2 separate regions of the Mus musculus genome follow, and region 2 is linked to region 1. The links are chromatin loops, found by intact Hi-C in ENCODE. Cell type or tissue: left cerebral cortex. All regions are shown on one strand. Links, peaks and the distances in the headings refer to the core of each region. The heading gives the core; the rest is flanking DNA. Region 1 has its middle 24 kb from the start of Slc22a8. Region 2 holds the start of Ttc9c (tetratricopeptide repeat domain 9C).

What was found. A loop is a pair of places that touch in the nucleus more often than their neighbours do. Peaks named below come from ENCODE experiments on the same cell type or tissue, not always from the same donor. Only the 100,000 strongest peaks of a DNase experiment are listed, where the experiment ranks them.
Region 2: a loop joins it to region 1, with 5 times the contacts of the local background. A loop is called at or near these places in 3 of 42 quality-filtered maps.

The regions. Positions count from the first base shown.
Region 1 is chr19:8,564,987-8,573,595 of GRCm38, forward strand. No RefSeq gene overlaps it. Among named protein-coding and RNA genes, the nearest start is that of Slc22a8, 24 kb to the right of the region's middle. In left cerebral cortex, for the core only: CTCF peaks have their summits at 547 (motif pointing left), 2,336 (motif pointing right), 4,630 and 4,838; DNase peaks (open chromatin) are centred at 434, 1,193, 1,963, 2,295 and 2 more places; H3K4me3 peaks cover 559 bases; H3K27ac peaks cover 1,699 bases.
Region 2 is chr19:8,811,508-8,820,116 of GRCm38, forward strand. It overlaps Ttc9c (tetratricopeptide repeat domain 9C), which reads right to left and starts at 7,787. Exons shown (of 4, transcript NM_027412.3): 1 at 7,514-7,787; 2 at 6,929-7,177; 3 at 4,347-4,529; 4 at 1-331. The coding sequence starts at 7,166. The coding sequence ends at 237. It overlaps Hnrnpul2 (heterogeneous nuclear ribonucleoprotein U-like 2), which reads left to right and starts at 7,894. Exons shown (of 14, transcript NM_001081196.1): 1 at 7,894-8,609. In left cerebral cortex, for the core only: a CTCF peak has its summit at 4,523 (motif pointing left); a DNase peak (open chromatin) is centred at 7,906; H3K4me3 peaks cover 1,760 bases; H3K27ac peaks cover 1,240 bases.

The sequences.
Region 1 (8,609 bases), core at 404-8,403:
ACCCTTGTTTGTCATCTTTATGTCCTTGTCCTAGAGGTAAAGACAAGTTCCATGGTCTGTCTATAATGAAGCCTACAGTGAAAACTCAGTGGTGAATCCTGACACTTGGGGTCTGTACAATCCCTGATCTGACCTAAGCTGTGATATCCATTTGTGCCAATGGATAGACAAAACAGTACAATTACATTGCTTGAGAGGCTGTCCCTTTACAGTCAGCACTTATGTATATTAGACAAATATACCAAATTATTCATAAAGAAAATGTCTTATTTTTTCAATTTCAGGTAGCATTGCATGATGGAGGAGACTTGGAGAAGAATAAGAGGGACAGGATGAAATATGTAAGGGGAAGAATGTTAACTTAAAAGCCGAGATGGGGCTGGAATGATGACTCAGCAGGTAAGAACACAGGCTGCTTTTCCAGAGAATCTGGGTTTAAATTTTCACCCACATGATGGCTCACTACTATCTGTAACTCTAGTCGCAGGGGATCCAACACCCTCTTCTGGCTTCTCTGGGCACTAGGCATGCACATACAGGCAGACAAAACACCCCATGCACACAAAATAAATAACTTTTAATTTTCAAAAAAGCCAAGTGTAAAAGCATTCCAAGAATTCACAATCACAAATGAAAATTTAATACAAAGTATGCAAAATGTGTGTTAAAACACACGCAAAAAAAGTAAAGGATTGACTTTAGTCGATTTTGAAGCTTTATGTTTATTTAGGGGAGTGTTTGCTTGTTTGTTTGTTTGTTTTTGAGACATGAGATCTCACTATGTAGCTTTGGCTGTCCTGGAACTCACTATGTAGCCCAGGCTGGCCTCAGACTCTTGGAGCTCCAGCTGCCTCTGCCTCCTGAGTGCTAGAGGTAAAAGTGAGTGCCAGCATGACTGACCCTTTTAGTTCATTTTAAAGAAATATCTATTTGAGCTTTTGCTCCATTTGTTAAGGACATGTCAGTCTGTGAGTATATACATGCATTTGTTTCTGTGTATGGGTATAGAGAGAACACGTGCTTCACACCCTGGAGAGTATATGAAGAATGGAAAACACAGAGCCCCAGCAGTAAGCTGGCCTTGGTGGTCTCATAAAGCCACCAAGAAGAAGGGGCAGACATCAGCAATGTTTTCCAAGTGAGTGACTCATCAGCCCTATGTAACAAGGAGACAGCTGACCACCCAGACTTCTTCCTCCGTCTCCTAGCAGATGAAGCCTCCAGATGGCCCTGCTAAATATAATGAGATGATAATCAGGCAAGCAAAGACGTCTAATAATGCAACAGACAAATTCAGCATAAGCCTACTGATAGGACATCAGCCAGAGACAACGCTAAGATAATGTCACCAGGGCAGGCATTGAGCCACAAGCTCCAAACACTGATGTCACCAATTAAGCTTAATTACAAACAAAGGATATAAGGATAATGGCCAGAGGCTTGAGTCTGGACTTGAAGCCTTCGCCTTCATTTAAAAAAAAAACAAACAAACAAACAAACAAATCAGTCCATTTATAAGTCAGACTATTTAACCCTAGCTGCTTTGATGATCTGTGGGGGAGGGGGGAGAACCACCTGCCAGCTAAGTCCCAAAATCCAGTTTTTGTTCTTCTATAACGGATTTCTGGCCACAGAGGTGGGGGCTGCAGTTCTCAGCCTGTCTTGCAGAAAAGTGTGGCCTAAGGCTCTTCAGCAGCATTGTTTTCTGGACAGTGAGGTGTGAGTGTATGTATTCTGTGCAGTCTCCCCTCCTCTTCTCCTTTTGAGCCCCAGTGAAAACTTCTTAACCCAGTACATCAATTCAGTTTGTTCTTCTGTCATCTCTAGGATACTGCCTTCATCATTGTGGTCCAAAATGACTCACCCTTCAGCCTACACTCCACTGTTCTGAAAGAGAAGAGCAAATGCTCAGATTCCCAAACTTTTCTTTTAAGATGATTTTCTTTTTATTTTTAATCACTTGTATGTGTGGGGAGTGGGTGTGCCTGTGAGTGCGGTGCCTGCAGAAGCCAGAGAGGGACACCAGGTCCCCTAGAACTGGAGTTACAGGAATTGTGAGCTTCCTGATGTGGGTGCTAAAAACTGAACTTGGGTTCTCTGCAAAAGCAACAAGCCCTCTAACAGCTGAGCCACGTCTCCAGCCCCTAAACACTTTTATTTGCTTGGTTGTGTATGTGCACACATGACACATGCATACATATCTCAGAGCACATGTGGCGGTCAGAGGACCACGTGCAGGGCTCAAGAGATGGAACTCAACCCAGATTCCAAACTCTGAACACTGTTTTTGCTCATTATGTGACATCATCTTCTAGACAGAAAGTCATGTGTGAAGAGGGCCACCAGGGGTCAGCATGAGACAAGAACAATAGGAAGAGGCGAAATCTCAGTCTTTCCTCCTGGCAACATTTCCTTGGTGGGAAAAAAAAAAAAAAACCTGAAAGTCAATAAGAACAGAGTACTGAACAACCGAGTTTCCTTGTCTAAGTGTTGGCATACATCATTACATGTATTGTAAACATGGTTGTTGGTTGTAACAGTTTCACAAAGGCTAAGGGAAGTTCCAATTTGCTGTAAATAAGGCTGGCCCTGAACTCTTGCTACTCCTCGAGCACCTGCAAGAGCTGGAATCACAGGAGTCAGCCAGGTCATGTGGAGCTCAGATCAAACCCAAAGCCTCATGCACGGTACCCGCCCACGGCGCTACCTGCCCAGCCCTAGATTGCAAACCACCTGACTACCCACAGAGCACCGGCCAGGGATCTAGCTGACATTGAGATCCAGGCAAAGTCTTCGCCCTCAAAAAAGAATCGTTATAATCTAATGGGGGAGGGGGGAGGAGAGTGCAGGGAATGGCAGACAGTAACAAATAAATATATCAAAACACAGAGTAGAGCAAAGCTGAAGGGAGACAAATAAAAACAAAGTAAAACAGTGTGTGTGTGTGTGAGAGAGAGAGAGAGAGTGCCATAAGGAAGCCAGTATTCAGTACTAACTTCTGAAATAAAGATATATATCAGAACATGAAGGCTGGGTGATAAACAGGAGCCAGGTGGGATCCATTTCCAGTGCCAAGGAAAGTAATTGTGTTGTGTTTTGTTTTGCCGTGCAACAATGTCCTCTTACTATATACAGGGCAGTGACAATTGTTGTCTTAGTCTCTCCATACAGGCCAAAAATAATGCTCTGCTTAACATATTGGAACTTAAAACTGATTACTGCCTAATGAAGATTTAAAAATTATCATAAAACAAGTTTAGCCAGGGGCTGGGTCATCCTCAGGCCTCCAAGAACACAGACCTAAATGTGACCAGCTGGCCCCCAGTCTCCATTCACTGCCTGAGGTAAATGCTCAGATCAGTGGAACCTTCTGGACTCAAACCCATGGAATGTCCAACAAGATTTCCAGAAAAAGTCATTGCTACATCTTTCCGGGGTGTTACAGAAATGTGCTGGCACATACGTTAATAATTTAATAATACTAATTAATTTAATATTAAATTTAATATAACATTTAATAATTTAATAATAAGCACAGCTGTCATGGAGTTCATACCATGGTCATTCTCAATAATTTTAAAACATCTCACTGCCAGACAGTAGTGGCACATGCCTTTAGTCTCAGCACTTGAGAGGCAGAGGCAGACGGATCTCTATAAGTTCAAGGCCAGCCTGGTCTAGAAAGCAACTTCCAAGACAGCCAAGCCTACACAGGAGAGAGAGAGGCAGAAGTGGGCAGATCTCTATGTGTGTGAGGCCAACCTAATCCTCATAGCAGGTTTCAGGTGAGCCAGACCCTGTGTCAAAAAAAAACAAAACAAAACAAAACAAAACAAACAAACAAAAAAACAAAAAAAAATTTTTGTGTGTGCCAGGCAGTGGTGACCCACACCTTTAATCCCAGCACTTGGGAGGCAGAGGCAGGCAGATTTCTGAGTTCGAGGCCAGCCTGGTCTACAAAGTGAGTTCCAGGACAGCCAGGACTACACAGAGAAAAACCACCCTGTCTTGAAAAACCAAACAAAAAAAAAAAAAAGAAAAGAAAAGAAAAGAAAAAAAACAAAAAAAAATATTTTTGTGTGTCTATAATCCCCAAGGACTGGAGAGGCCGGGTAAAAGGATCACCAGTTTAAGAACAGCATGAGTTACGTAGTGAAAGTTAAAATACGGAGAGAGGAAAAAAGAAAGGGGAGGGAAGGGGAGAAAGAGGGAGAAGGAGAGGGAGATAGGGAAAGGGAGAGAGGGGAGAAGGAGAGAGGAGGAGGGGAAAAGAGGGGAGAGGGAGAGGGAGAGGGAGAGGGAGGAGAAACACGCGAAACAAGAATAGGAAGAAAAAAAAAAAAAAAATACTGATTCTCCCTGCAATATCCAGAAGAACCAACACCCCTCACATACCCAACCTAACCACAGCCCTTCATCTGAAAGGAAGGGTCCTTAGCAGTATCGGTAATACTGTAACAGACATTCAGGAAATACTATTTACAAAGGAGTCTTGTCCCACACATATAGCTTTTCCACTCTGCTGATCAAGCTCCCTGTATTTGTTGTCACCTGACTTTCTTCCCAGGTGCAGCTATCCCAGGGCTGCGACCCCTTCGGTTCATTTAATCAGTTAGAGAAGCCACAATTCCATACTTCCACACGATGTCACTGTCGAGCTAGTCTGGCGGGGCTGCGGGGGTGAAGGTGGGGGGCACCTAGCCGCTGCTGGGCACAAAATTTGCGCTCTGGCCCTCCTCAGCGTCCAGTACAATGCAAGAAGCTGTCCTCTCTCGCGCTCCCCTGAACCCTACACACCGATACAGAGATTGGGCAGAAGCGGGGACGAGGGGAGTGAGGCTGGCTGGCTATGCAGCCTCTTGAACTACTTGCTTCTCCTGAACTACCCAGAGAGTCAACCTCAGTCTGTTAATTCCTCGCCTCAACTTTTGTCCCAGAGGGAACACCTCCCATCTCTTTCTGAGGAAGGCTGACCTGCTGGTCGAAGGGTGGCCGGCCCTTCCCTGGAGACCACATTAGACACAGGGGCCCATGGGACCTTAGCGGGTCTTGAAGGAAACGTCATGCCATTTCTTTCTACAGAAAAGATGACACAAAAATATGCATCTCTGGAAGGTGCACACACCACTTACCGGGGAAATACAAGTTAAAGGGGCAATCTCCTGGCAACCCAGAAAGCCTCCTGCAAAAGTGGAAGGAAGGGAAATCCCAAATAACTACTAAAGCAGAATGTAACATTCAGCAAGCTACCAAGAGACTGCAAAGAGAAAAAAACTCTCCCCATTTATTGTAGCCAAGCAGAAAGTGCCCCCATTCGAAACACTGTAGATGGAAGGGTGGATGGGTGGATGATGGACAGATGGACAGATAACAAAGAAAACCCTGACTTCACAGAAAGTCTATCCAAGTCTGGTAATTGTACTGGCCACCTATGTTTAATGCCCTTATTCAGATGAAAACCCCCTTTTCCCTGTGAATAAGACCAAAAGTAGGTAGGAAGGTAATCTGGAGCAAGGCCCAACTGAGGTTAGGCTAGGACACTGGCAGAAACTGGGTCATAGGGCACTGAAGTCCTTGCTGGTTAAATTTCAAAGAGATGCTTCAGGAGGTCTTGTGAAAACACTTTAGGGGAGGAAAACTGGAAGAAGGACTTAGTTTGCTTCTGAAAGGATTTACAACCATTAGCAAGAGGCAGGTGAGTCTCTGAAATACCAGACTCTACTCTAAGAGGGAGCTGGGGAAAGCTTTTGGCTTCTTCTCAACAGAGACAACTAAACTGTTTTCTCTCCTTAAGTTGGTTTGGGACTGCCCCCACACAGCCTTCCCCTCCCCTTTCCTGGAGGACCAGGAGCATGAGAGGACAAAGGTGAACTCGGGAGGAACCACACCAACCATAGCACCACTGCTCCCTGGAAATCTGTCCCCGATTAAGCTAGGCCTTTGTCAAGCTGGCTGGAACATGCTGGAGGAGAAACAAATATTTAGATATTGGTCAAGAGTGGTTTCTGTTTTCACTCAGCTTTTTCTTAAAGTTTTCAAAAATACAGGAAAATTGAAAGAATGGTATAATGAATACCCCATCTAGTCACCACTTAGGCTTAAGACATGGACATTAGCAGTGTTCAGGCTCTGGAGTGCTCACCATTGCATTAAAGATCGTGAAGGAGAAGCCAGACAGGAAGGAATTGGAGGAGGAGAGGAAGGGTGGGAGTGATGTAGATATAAGTGCTGTGTGTGTGCGTGTGTGCATGTGTGTGTGTGTGTGTGTGTGTGTGTGTGTGCACGCATGCATGCGTGTATCAGTCTCCATGTGCATGTTGCCCCATGACATCCTCAGATATCAAATGGGTGTGCAACCTTTAGAGTGACATTTGCATAGACCCCCATTCAGCATATCTCCCCATATACTTTAAATTGCCTTTGAATTATATAATATAGTGTAAATACTATGTCAGGTTTTTTTTTTTTTTTTTTTTTTTTTTAGAGAGAGGGTCTCATTGCGTACTAGACTGAAACTCTAAAGGCATGCTCCACCATGGTCTATTTTTTTTTTAAGACAATGTCTCTATATGGCACTTGAAGTCCTATAACTCACTATGTAGAACAGGCTAGCTTCAAACTCATAGAGATCCTCCTGCCTCTGTACAACCACACCTGACTCAATGCAATTTGTTAAAATAGTTTTAAAATGAGGTTAGCACAGTGTTTCTCAACCTGTGAGCTACAACCTCTTTGGAGTCAAAGGACCCTTTCATGGGGGTCGCATAACAGAGATCCTGCATCACACTTACATTGTGATTCATAACAATAGCAAAGTTACAGATATAAAAGAGCAACAAAAATAATGTTGTGGTTGGGGGGTCACCACAACATGCGGAACTATATTAAAGCCGTCGTAGCATCAGGAAGGCTGAGAAGCACTGGGCAGAACAGAGGCTGCAGGAACTGCAGGTGCAGAGAGCCGGCTGGCCGGGGTTTTGCTGAAGCACTTGAAAGCTAGCCAAAATAAGCCCAACTCAGGAAGACAAAGATCAAATGTCTCCTCTCATACGTGGAAACTAGACTAAAAAAAAATATGAAAGTAGAAAGGCTGTTTGTGAAGAGGAAGGGAACCAGTGGGAAGTGGAGATGGGACCTGAGAGGGGTACTGAGGACATGAGTGACCACAGCACATTATAGACATGTATGAGAATGTCATAGTGAAAACATTATTTTGTAAAACTAGCATGCTAACAAAGCTGGGTGTGGTAAGGCATGCCTATAATCCCAGGATTTGGGGAAGTCAAGGCAGAAGGGTTAAGTTCAAGGCCAACCTAGTCTCTAGTAAGAACCTGTCTCAAAACAAACAGCCATGGTGGCCTGGTGTAGGAGTTTAAATTAGAATGGGCTCCCATAGGCCATAGGCTCATAAATTTGAATATTTGTTCACAGTTGGTGGAACTCTTTGGGAAGAATTAGGAGGTAAGGCATTGTTGGAGGAAGTGTTTCTCGGAGGAAGGCTTTGAGGGCACAAAAGCCCATGCCATTCCTAGTTAGCTCAAGCTCTCCACTTCCCATCTCTTCCCCCCCACCCCCTCCTCCTGCCACTCCCTGCCTTGTGCTTGTGGATCTGATGTGAGCTCTCAGCTACTGCTGCAGTGCCATACCTGCCTGCTGCTATGCTCCCTGCCGTGATGATAAGCACACCCTCTGAAACTGTAAGCAAACTCCCAGCTGCTTTCTTTTATCAGTTGCCTTGGTCGTGGCGTCTTTTCACAGCAATAGAACAATGATGAAGACACCTGGCAAGCAAGTAAAAGGACTTGCTGCCAAACCTGGTGATAAGAGTTCATTACTGGCATCCACAGGGTGGAGGGGGAGAACTGACTCTCACAAGTTGTCCTCTGACCTCCATATTCGTGCAATGGGATGCACACACATACACATACATACACACACACACACACACACACACACACACACACACACAAATGCATGCACGCACAAATAAATAAATTTAAATATAGATGCTAATAATAATAAAGCCAAAATCAGCCAATTGGAAAACAACAAAAATTCAATAAATCCTGGAAGACATGCAATTAAAAAAAATCATTGTGACCTTTAAAGCCATCAGTGTGCACCTCTGAAATAACTGAACTCTTTAATGGATGGACTCCAAGTTGCTTGAATACCTGAGGTAATAAAGCTGCACTCCTGAAATGTTTTCAAAGAAGGAAGAAGCAACAGAGAAAATGCCAGGATGAGCTGGGGGCTGACTTCCTGCTTTGTACTCTACAAAATCCAGCCAGTCCAAAGGACAACGACTCTGAAAAAGGAAAACCAGAACAGGGAGAAGATGAGGAGGTGAGGTAGCAAGGAACTGACTAGGAGTGATGTCTCAGGCAAGACTCATGATGTCTGAGCTCGCTCACTCGAACTACAGAGAGAACCAGAGAACACACTCAGTGAGTGACCTGTAAGGTCCAAACCCTGGGGGCAGAGCGGAGCTTGGAGAGACAGCCTGATGGTAAAGTGTGGTAGAAGGTGCCGGGAGAGGAGAGGCAACCAAGGCCAAGGAAGGAGTGGGACAGGGAGGATTTTAAGCAGAGAAGTAACTCAACCTGATT
Region 2 (8,609 bases), core at 208-8,207, 250 kb after region 1:
ACCCACAGTCGATGAATGTTCTCAGATTGTAAGCCATACAAATACACTAGGGGACAGACAATAAACGATGCAGATGGTCTAAGGAGCAAAGAACTTGTGCAGAACAGGAAACAAAATGGAAATCCACCTGGGTCAGAGGTAAAGGGTGAACTCCTTTTGCTGAGTGAGGCTCAGATTCCCCAATGGGCCTTTGCTTGTCCACTTGAGTTCAAGTTGAGAAATGTCTCTTTTCTTCATTAACCAAACATGCCCAGGTACAGCTGTTTCTCCTTCCTATGGTAGCTGCTGAGTTCTGACTGCGTCAACTGGAGGTACCGCCGAACATTGGCATCTTCAAAGACAATAGAGGTTTACAGACAGACCATAATGACACAAATGGACCACAGAGCATTGTTAACACTCCTAGTTATTTTAGTTCTCCAAACTCTGAATGTATCACAACTATTCCATATAATAGTAAATTCTATTATTTATTTATTTATTTATTTATTTATTTATTTATTTGGAGACAGGGTTTCTCTGTGTAGCCCTGGCTGTCCTGGAACTCACTTTGTAGACCAGGCTGGCCTTGAACTCAGAAATCCACCAGCCTCTGCCTCCCAAGTGCTGGGATTAAAGGCGTGCGCCACCACTGCCCAGCGTAAATTCTATTTTTAATGCCACTATGAGTTATTATTATTAAGAGACTGACTTTGAATTTGATCTATATCTGAAAATGGCCTTGAACACCCGATTCTTTTGCTTCTACCACCAAACCCAGCTTAAAATTAAACAAGGGGCTGGAGAGATGGCAGAGGCAGGTGCATGCTTTTAATCACAGCACTCAGAAGGCAGAGGCAGGCAGATCTCTGTAAGTTTGAAGTCCACCTGGTCTACAGAGGGAGTTCCAGGACAGCCAGGGCTATACAGAGAAACCCTGTCTCGAAAAACCAAAAAAACAAAAAACAAACAAATGGCTTTTATTCCTTCATTAGCTTGTAGTGGCTTTAACACTCATTTAATTTAGAGAAATTTTATTACACTGTTATGTTTGGAGTTCCTCTGCTTCTTAACTTCCAGTAGTGGCTTTAGGAATGAAAAAAAGAGGGCTGGAGATGGCTCAGCAGTTAAAAGCACCGCTGCTCTTCCCAAGGTCCTGAGTTCAATTCCCAGCAACCACATGGTGACTCAGAACCATCTATAATGGGAACTGGTGCCCTCTTCTGGTGTGTCGGAAGAGAGCAATGGTGTACTCATATACATAAAATAAATCTTAAAAAAAAAAAAATGAAAAAAGGAAAGCAACAGAGTTGGTGGCCTTTAAGCTCAGCACAGAGAAGGCAGAGGCAATTGGACCTGAGTTTGAGGTAAACCTGGTCTACATAGTGAGTTTTAGAACAGCTAGAACAAAGAAGAGAGACCCTGTCAAAAAAATAAAATGGGGGGGGGGTGCAGAGGGGATAGAGAACGACACCATATTCAGTGTTAAACCAACAATACAGAAATGATATAGAAATGAACCTGCCATCTGCTTCAGTGTCCCTTCTGTATTGAAAACTGAGTGCCAGATCTGAAATTCTCCCAGTCAGTAGCTTGTTTTTCTAGGTCACACCTGGAGTTACCTGAGCTCAATGATAAAATACTACGTAGAGCAAAAGGCCAGCTCCTGTCTGGAGAGTAGGCTGAACAGCGATGATCAAGTTCATTTACAGGGATCCATTAACACTCTTTCTATAAAAGGTAGGGGCTTTAAAGTAAAACTCCTAAACTGGTACATATCTGTTAAACTAGCACTTGGGAAGTAGAGGAGAAGATCAGAAGTTCAAGGCCAGCCTGTGCTACAAACTGAGCTTGAGGTGAGCCTGAGTTACAGGAGATCCTGTCTCCAAACACACACACATACAGAGAAAAAAAAAGAAACAAAAAAGTTCAGATGGCCAAGTTCAATCCAGCTTGATCTCTAGTGAAATTCTGTCCTACAAAACTCCAAAATAAATAAATTAGTTAATTTAACTAAAAGGACGTGGGTGCAGTACCTGGTAGGTGTAATGTCCCGAGTATAGTTCCCAGCGGCAAAACAGAAAAGGGGTAGGGTGGTAGTAGATATTTTACATATACAGAATAAACTGGCTGGGATGTCACAGGGGTAGAGTATTTGCAGGGTAGGCACAAGGCCCTACATTTGATCTATAATACAGCAAAATCAACAGAAACAGGCTTGTATATATAAACCATTGGCCTATAGAGCTGATACAGGGAATATTAATGCATATGCCTGTTTAAGCATAAATATTCCTAATGACATAGATAGGACAAATAGTTGCTTTCCTGTGGAAACAAGAGCACAGGAGTATTCTGAGTGGGCGGTAAACTCCTGTAAAGCTAGCACTCCTCAGGGAGGCTGGCACTAGGGATGCAGCTGCAGGCTAGCCGGGGCAATGAAGGGAAAACCCTGTCTCAAAAGAACAAAATCATGGACTAACACAATGTCTCAGTAAGTAAAGGCATTTGCTGCCAGCCAGGCTGACAAGCAGAACCCGCACGGCGGAAGGAGAGAAGCAGTCCCTACAAGCCATCCTCTGGCCACCACACGAGCTGTGGCCTGTGACCACTCCAACCCCCACCTCACACACAATAAGTAAAAACAAAAAAACCTCAAAAATCCCACAAAAGTGGAAAACTTATTTATGTGTACACTTTGTTATATATATATATATCATTTTTCTTAGATATATATACCACCACTGCCAAGGAAATGTATTTTTAAATTAATATTTTGTTAATTCTTTGAGAATTTTACACAATACATATTAATTTTATTCCCCTCTTTTCCAACTCCTCCCATATCTATCCTGCTGTCTCTGCCCTCCCTGACTTTCTCCCCACATAAGTTTTGAGTTTTCTTCTTCCTCAGCCCCATCTAGTCAAGTTTGTGTTGTCTAACTACTCTTGGGAATGGGGCCTGTGCTGGAGTGTGGCTGACCTCCAAGGGGATCACCTCATAGACAACTAACTCTGCCTCTTTTGACAGCTATCAAGGGCCGACAGCTCCCCAGCAAAGACTTTCATGACCACCTTGCCGGTTCCTTCCTGGGACTGAGTAACGATTTTAAAAACAGTTAAAAACTAGGGCTGAAGAGATGGTTCAGCTATTAAGAAAACTCGTTGCTTTTACAGAGGATCCGGGTTCAGTTCTGGCACCCACGTGGTGTCTCATTACAGGCTGTAACTCTAGTTCCATAAGATTGAATGACTGTCTTTTTGGCCCAAAAGGCACCAGGGACACATGTGGTGCACAGCTATAGTGTTGGGACACAGTCCAAGAATGAAGTTGTGTGAGGAGAATTCTGAGTGCTGTGAGAAAACTCCAAGAAAGTAAGAGTCCTGTGATCTCAATGTTTTCAAAAACAAGGAATTGCTCTTAAAATGTGCCCCTCCTAGGTACAGTGGATAGGAGTGAACTGGTGTTAATTCACTCATTACAGCAGGCTATTACTATTGTTTGTTTTTTGTGTGGCTTGCTCTTGTAACCCGCAGAGTATAAATTGTCTAATGCTCTTAGTATAGTTGGCTACTGAATAAGAAGACTTCAGTGACCTCATTTTTAGCCCCACTCTCCCAGGTCCACACCACCAACAAAGCGGTAAACAATACATATGTAGTGAAACACTGGTATATCTAAAAATAAATAGGTCTTAAAAAAAAAGAAAAAAACAAAAAGGTAGAAAAGTTAAATAAACTAACACTTCCTTTCCATGGGTACTACTTCAATACAATTTTTGGGGGTGGGGGGTGTTTTGTTGAGACAGGGTTTCTCTGTATACCCTTGGCTGTCCTGAAACTTACTCTATAAACCAGGCTGGCCTAAATCTCAAGAGATCTGCCTGCCTCTACCTCCTGAGTGCTGGGATTAAAGACATGCAACCACCCAGAATGAGGAAGTTTTGTTTTGAGACAGAGTGTATGTATGTATGTATGTATTCAGACTCCAGCCATATTCAGACTCCCTATGTAACTAACAGACACTTATCCTCTTGCCTCTACTTCCCAAGTGCTGGGACCACAGGCACGCACAGCACTACATATGCTTTTTATGCAATGCTGAGGATTGAAATCAGAGCTTTGTGCATGCCTACCAACTAAGACACACACACACACCCCTATCCATCCCTACCCCTTCTTTTTCTTTAAGAAGTATTTTTCTGTTGCTTTGTAATAGATGTACATAACAATGTGAATGGTGCATATAGTTCAATACATGATGTATACAGTGTGCAATGTCAATTACACAGCAATTAGCACTATCATCCTGATCACTCATCCCTTCTTTGTACTGACAATTTTATATATGCTCATCTCTCACTTACCTTTAGGTTGCCTATTGACAGCAGCAAGCAGGTGGTGTCGAGCCCGGTCATAGTCTTGCAGGTGGAAGAAGGCTACTCCAGCCCGATACAAGGCCTTGGCATTATCGGGTTGTCGTTCTAGGACTTTCTGACTGTATTCCCTCACTCGTTCATAGTTCACTGGCTCCATCTGGAGGAGACAGGCTAATGGGCCAAGTTAAAGGGAAAAAGGAGGAGGGCTTATTATACACGAGAGAGATTCCACTGCTCAGCTCATGGCCTTCATTTATTAACTAAAGCTCAAGTGTCTCTATAGCCGAGCGCTGGGATTAAAGGCGTGCGCCACCACACCCAGCTCATAATTATTTTTTAAAAGTAAAAAAAGTAAGGAAAAGACTTTCTATTTTACAGCTATCAGAATTAAGTATAATTAAAAATATAAGGGGCTGGTGAGATGGCTCAGTGGGTAAGAGCACCCGACTGCTCTTCTGAAGGTCTGGAGTTCAAATCACAGCAACCACATGGTGGTTCACAAACATCTGTAATGAGATCTGACTCCTTCTTCTGGAGTGTTTGAAGACAGCTACAGTGTACTTACATATAATAAATAAATAAATCTTTAAAAAAAAATAAAAAAATAAAACATAACTAAATCATGTTCAGGTGGCAGAGATTCAGGTAGAATGAAGCCATTAACAAGCCTTCACTATGCTTGCATCCCTGCTATAACACCCCTACTAAGCAGGCTTTATTTACATGGGGTATTCTCCACAGGTCAATTAATCCAGCACTTTAGCTTCAAAATTTCAACTGGTAAGTACTTACCAAGCACTGATTATGATCAGACACTAAACCAGGAGCAAAGAGTAGAGAGAACAAGGCAAGCATCTAGATGATTTTACACATACACACACCCTCTTGAGTGTTTTGCCGCTATTTATGTACGTGAACCATGTGTGTGCCTAGTGCCTGAGGTGGTAAGAAGGGAGGGCAGTGTCATATCCCTTGAGACTGGAGTTACAGATGGTTGTAAATCATCATGTGGGTGCTGGGAATTGAACTCTGATCCTCTGCTAGAGCAGCCAGAGTTCCTAACTACTGGGCCATCTCTCTAAACTTGTTTAGTCTAAATAAGAAAGTGCTCCACCTCCAGGCTTGATTGGACATCTCATCATGTGCCAAAACAGATTTCACGAGAAATATCTTTGAGTAATGCTAGCCATCAGGGGTGGGGGTGTTGGTTGAGGTGGGAAATCCCTCTCACAGAGGTTAGAAGGGAGAGGTCTTTGAGCTTAAGAGAGGAGGGAGCTGATTTAACAGCTTAGGAGGACACTGGCTAAGACACAACACACTCAATCCTATTGTGCCGCTCTAGCTTCGGGCCCCAGCTTTGAGGCAGGATTTTACCAGCTTAGGGAAAGCACTCTAGGATGGAAGGCTTCACTGATCTCTACTGAGGAGCAACTGAGTTCAAGCAAGGATTAAATTCTGCCAGGGCACCACAAAGTGGAAAGCATACACAAGCAAATGAAATTTTAAATATACTTTGAAGAAAATCAAACTGCTAGAGAAAAAGTGAAGTTAAACTGTTGCTTAGTGACTGAAGGCTTCTCTAAGAAAGGTGATCTTTGGCAAATTCCTTAGTGCATTTTCTGTTTTTTAAAGGGCACAGAATCTTGCAAGAAGCATTTAAGCTCTGGGAATTAAGGCTGTTTGGGTATAATTTTAAATCTACTCATTACTAGATATGATTTCATTAGACTAAACTGAAAGAACTGTTATGACAGTTACATAGATCAATGTGTAGTGACCTAAATACCTGACATTCTACGTCATAAATGTCACATCTATGAATCCTATGTAACCATCCCTTAAACGAAACATCCCCAGGACTATGACTATCTCCATTTTTCAATTTATTTTTTTTTGTTTTGTTTTGTTTTTTATTTTGTTTGTTTTTTTGAGACAGGGTTTCTCTGTGTAGCCTTGGCTGTCCTGGAACTCACTTTGTAGACCAGGCTGGCCTCGAACTCAGAAATCCGCCTGCCTCTGCCTCCCAAGTGCTGGGATTAAAGGCTTGCGCCACCACGACGGGATACAGTTAATTCTTACTTGTTTGAATTAGGGTATTAGCACACATCACAGGCTAGTCTGGCTCTCAAACTTGAAGCCATTTTTCTACTTGGACTTCTCCAGTGCTGCAATTACAGGTGTTAGCATCATTCTTCGAAATAAACCCATTCTAGGTCCACCAAATCAAGATATCTGGGCTTTAGAGCCCAGGAAGTAGTTTCAGGTGAGGTTTGTGAAATCCCGCTTGCTTTTAGAATACTCTACAAATTGGAAACAGGTTTCAATCGACTGCTAAATAGCCAGGTGGCAGTGAAAAAGAACATCTTCCAATGTTCACAGGGCTTGATGATTCTATCTTTTTTGTTTGTTTTGCTTTTTGATACAGGGTTTCTCTGTGTAGCCCTGACTGTCCTGGAACTCACTCTGTATTTGAACTGCCTCTACCTCCTGAGTAGTGGGATTAAAGTCATGCTCCACCACTGCCCGGCCCTGCGGTCTTGATTCTCTGCCCACGCTCGTCCCATACTTACCAGCTAGGTTGTTGTAGCAGTGGGTCTGGATGGTGTGCAGTATGTTTTCTTGCTCCGGTGTGAGAGCTGGGCCCTGAGGTCCCAGACTAGAAAGAGGGGAAGGCAGACTTGGGTCCAGACCCCGCAGCTGAAGAAGAGCTCGATGGTACCTACTCACAGCATCTCGGTACTTTCCTTCCCGGTAGCGCTGGTTTCCTTCCTCCTTGTATACCTGAGCCTCCTGAAGGCGCTTCTCCATGACTGTTGGAACTGTTAAATGAAAGAGAAACTGAAGCAGTAGAATGGGATCAAAATAAATGATTAGAGCATCGATTTCGTAAGCAAGAAGCTCGCAGGGATGTGGGTTTTGCTGTTTTTACTAGTCCCATCTATTCTCCTGTGCTAGTTTTCAGTTTCCAGAAGTACCGCAAACTAAAAAAAGGAATGATGTGAGGATAGTGAGGCCATTGACCAAATGAGTTCCATTAGAAGAGATCCCGGCGTGATTACAGACACTAGGGAAATCCAAAGGCCCGACTAAACGTTCCAAGTGTGTGACCGCCCGCAAAATTCGTTTCCTTCTTTCTCTGAGGCACACCCCCTGACCTGGAAGAAGATGGAGTAGGCGGGAACAAGTGAAACAAGTCAAAAAGGCTTCGCTCCTTTCCAATCTCTTTATTTGTCCTTATCCAACAAACATTTGTTGATGGTTCTGCTGTTAATTGAGGAACCGAAGTGAGTGAGGCCTGAGTCTCCAGTCCACAAGTGAGGCACAAGAGGCCGGAAGCATTGTGCCCAACAACCGCACCACAGCGGAGGCCCAAGCCGGAAGACTCCTCCAGGAATTCGGTTTAAGTTGCAGGAGCACAGAGAGGAAGAGACCAGACCTGCCAGCAGTTTAGCCTCTAACGGGGCACGCGCATTGCGTCATGCCACCCAATCAGAAAGGAGTCTAGAAAAGTAATCCCGCAGAACCGGCCCCGCCTCCCCAGCGGACCAACCCGGAAAAAAAAAATTCCCGGCCACTTCTCCAATAGGAAAAAAAGCCGCACGATATCGGAGGACCAATCAGAGCAACAGACTACGATTCAAGCTGGCCAACGAGAGAAGGAAGGGGTGGGGTTGGCGCCTCTGTTGCTGGGTAGATGTTTAAGCACAGAAAGAGGTCCCGGCATTGCTCTCTCCCTCTCTCTCTCTCCCTTGATGCTGGAAAGGCCTTTCCCTCCTGGCTACGAAAACCCTGCACCACCCATCCTTCCAGCTTGGCTTCGGTTACTAGTCTCAGAAGTTACAGTCAAAGAATAAGCAAGAGAGGACATCGAGTAAGCCCTAGGGTGCTCCGGTAATTGGGAGCGGGCAGGAAGTAAGAGACCTGAGATGGGCGGGACTCCGGCGCGACTGCGCAGAGCCTACGACTGAAGTACGGAAAGAGGAGCGCGCTCACGCTTCCGTGCTACGAGGCACTTGAGCCGCAGCCAGCCTTGCCCGACTCAGGCCCCTGTGCGGCTGCGCGGTTAGGCCGCTTGCGCTGATTGGCCCGGATCTCTGAGAGGAGGGAGGGGAAGTGAGGGAACTCCGTCGTCCTCGGCGCGCACTCCCCCGCGGTCGAGTACAGAGTGTGTCGGAAGCTGCTCCTCGCCGTCTTGTTTTGCGCTCAGTGAGCCGAAAGGGGCAGGGCAGGAGGAAGGCGACATAAACACGC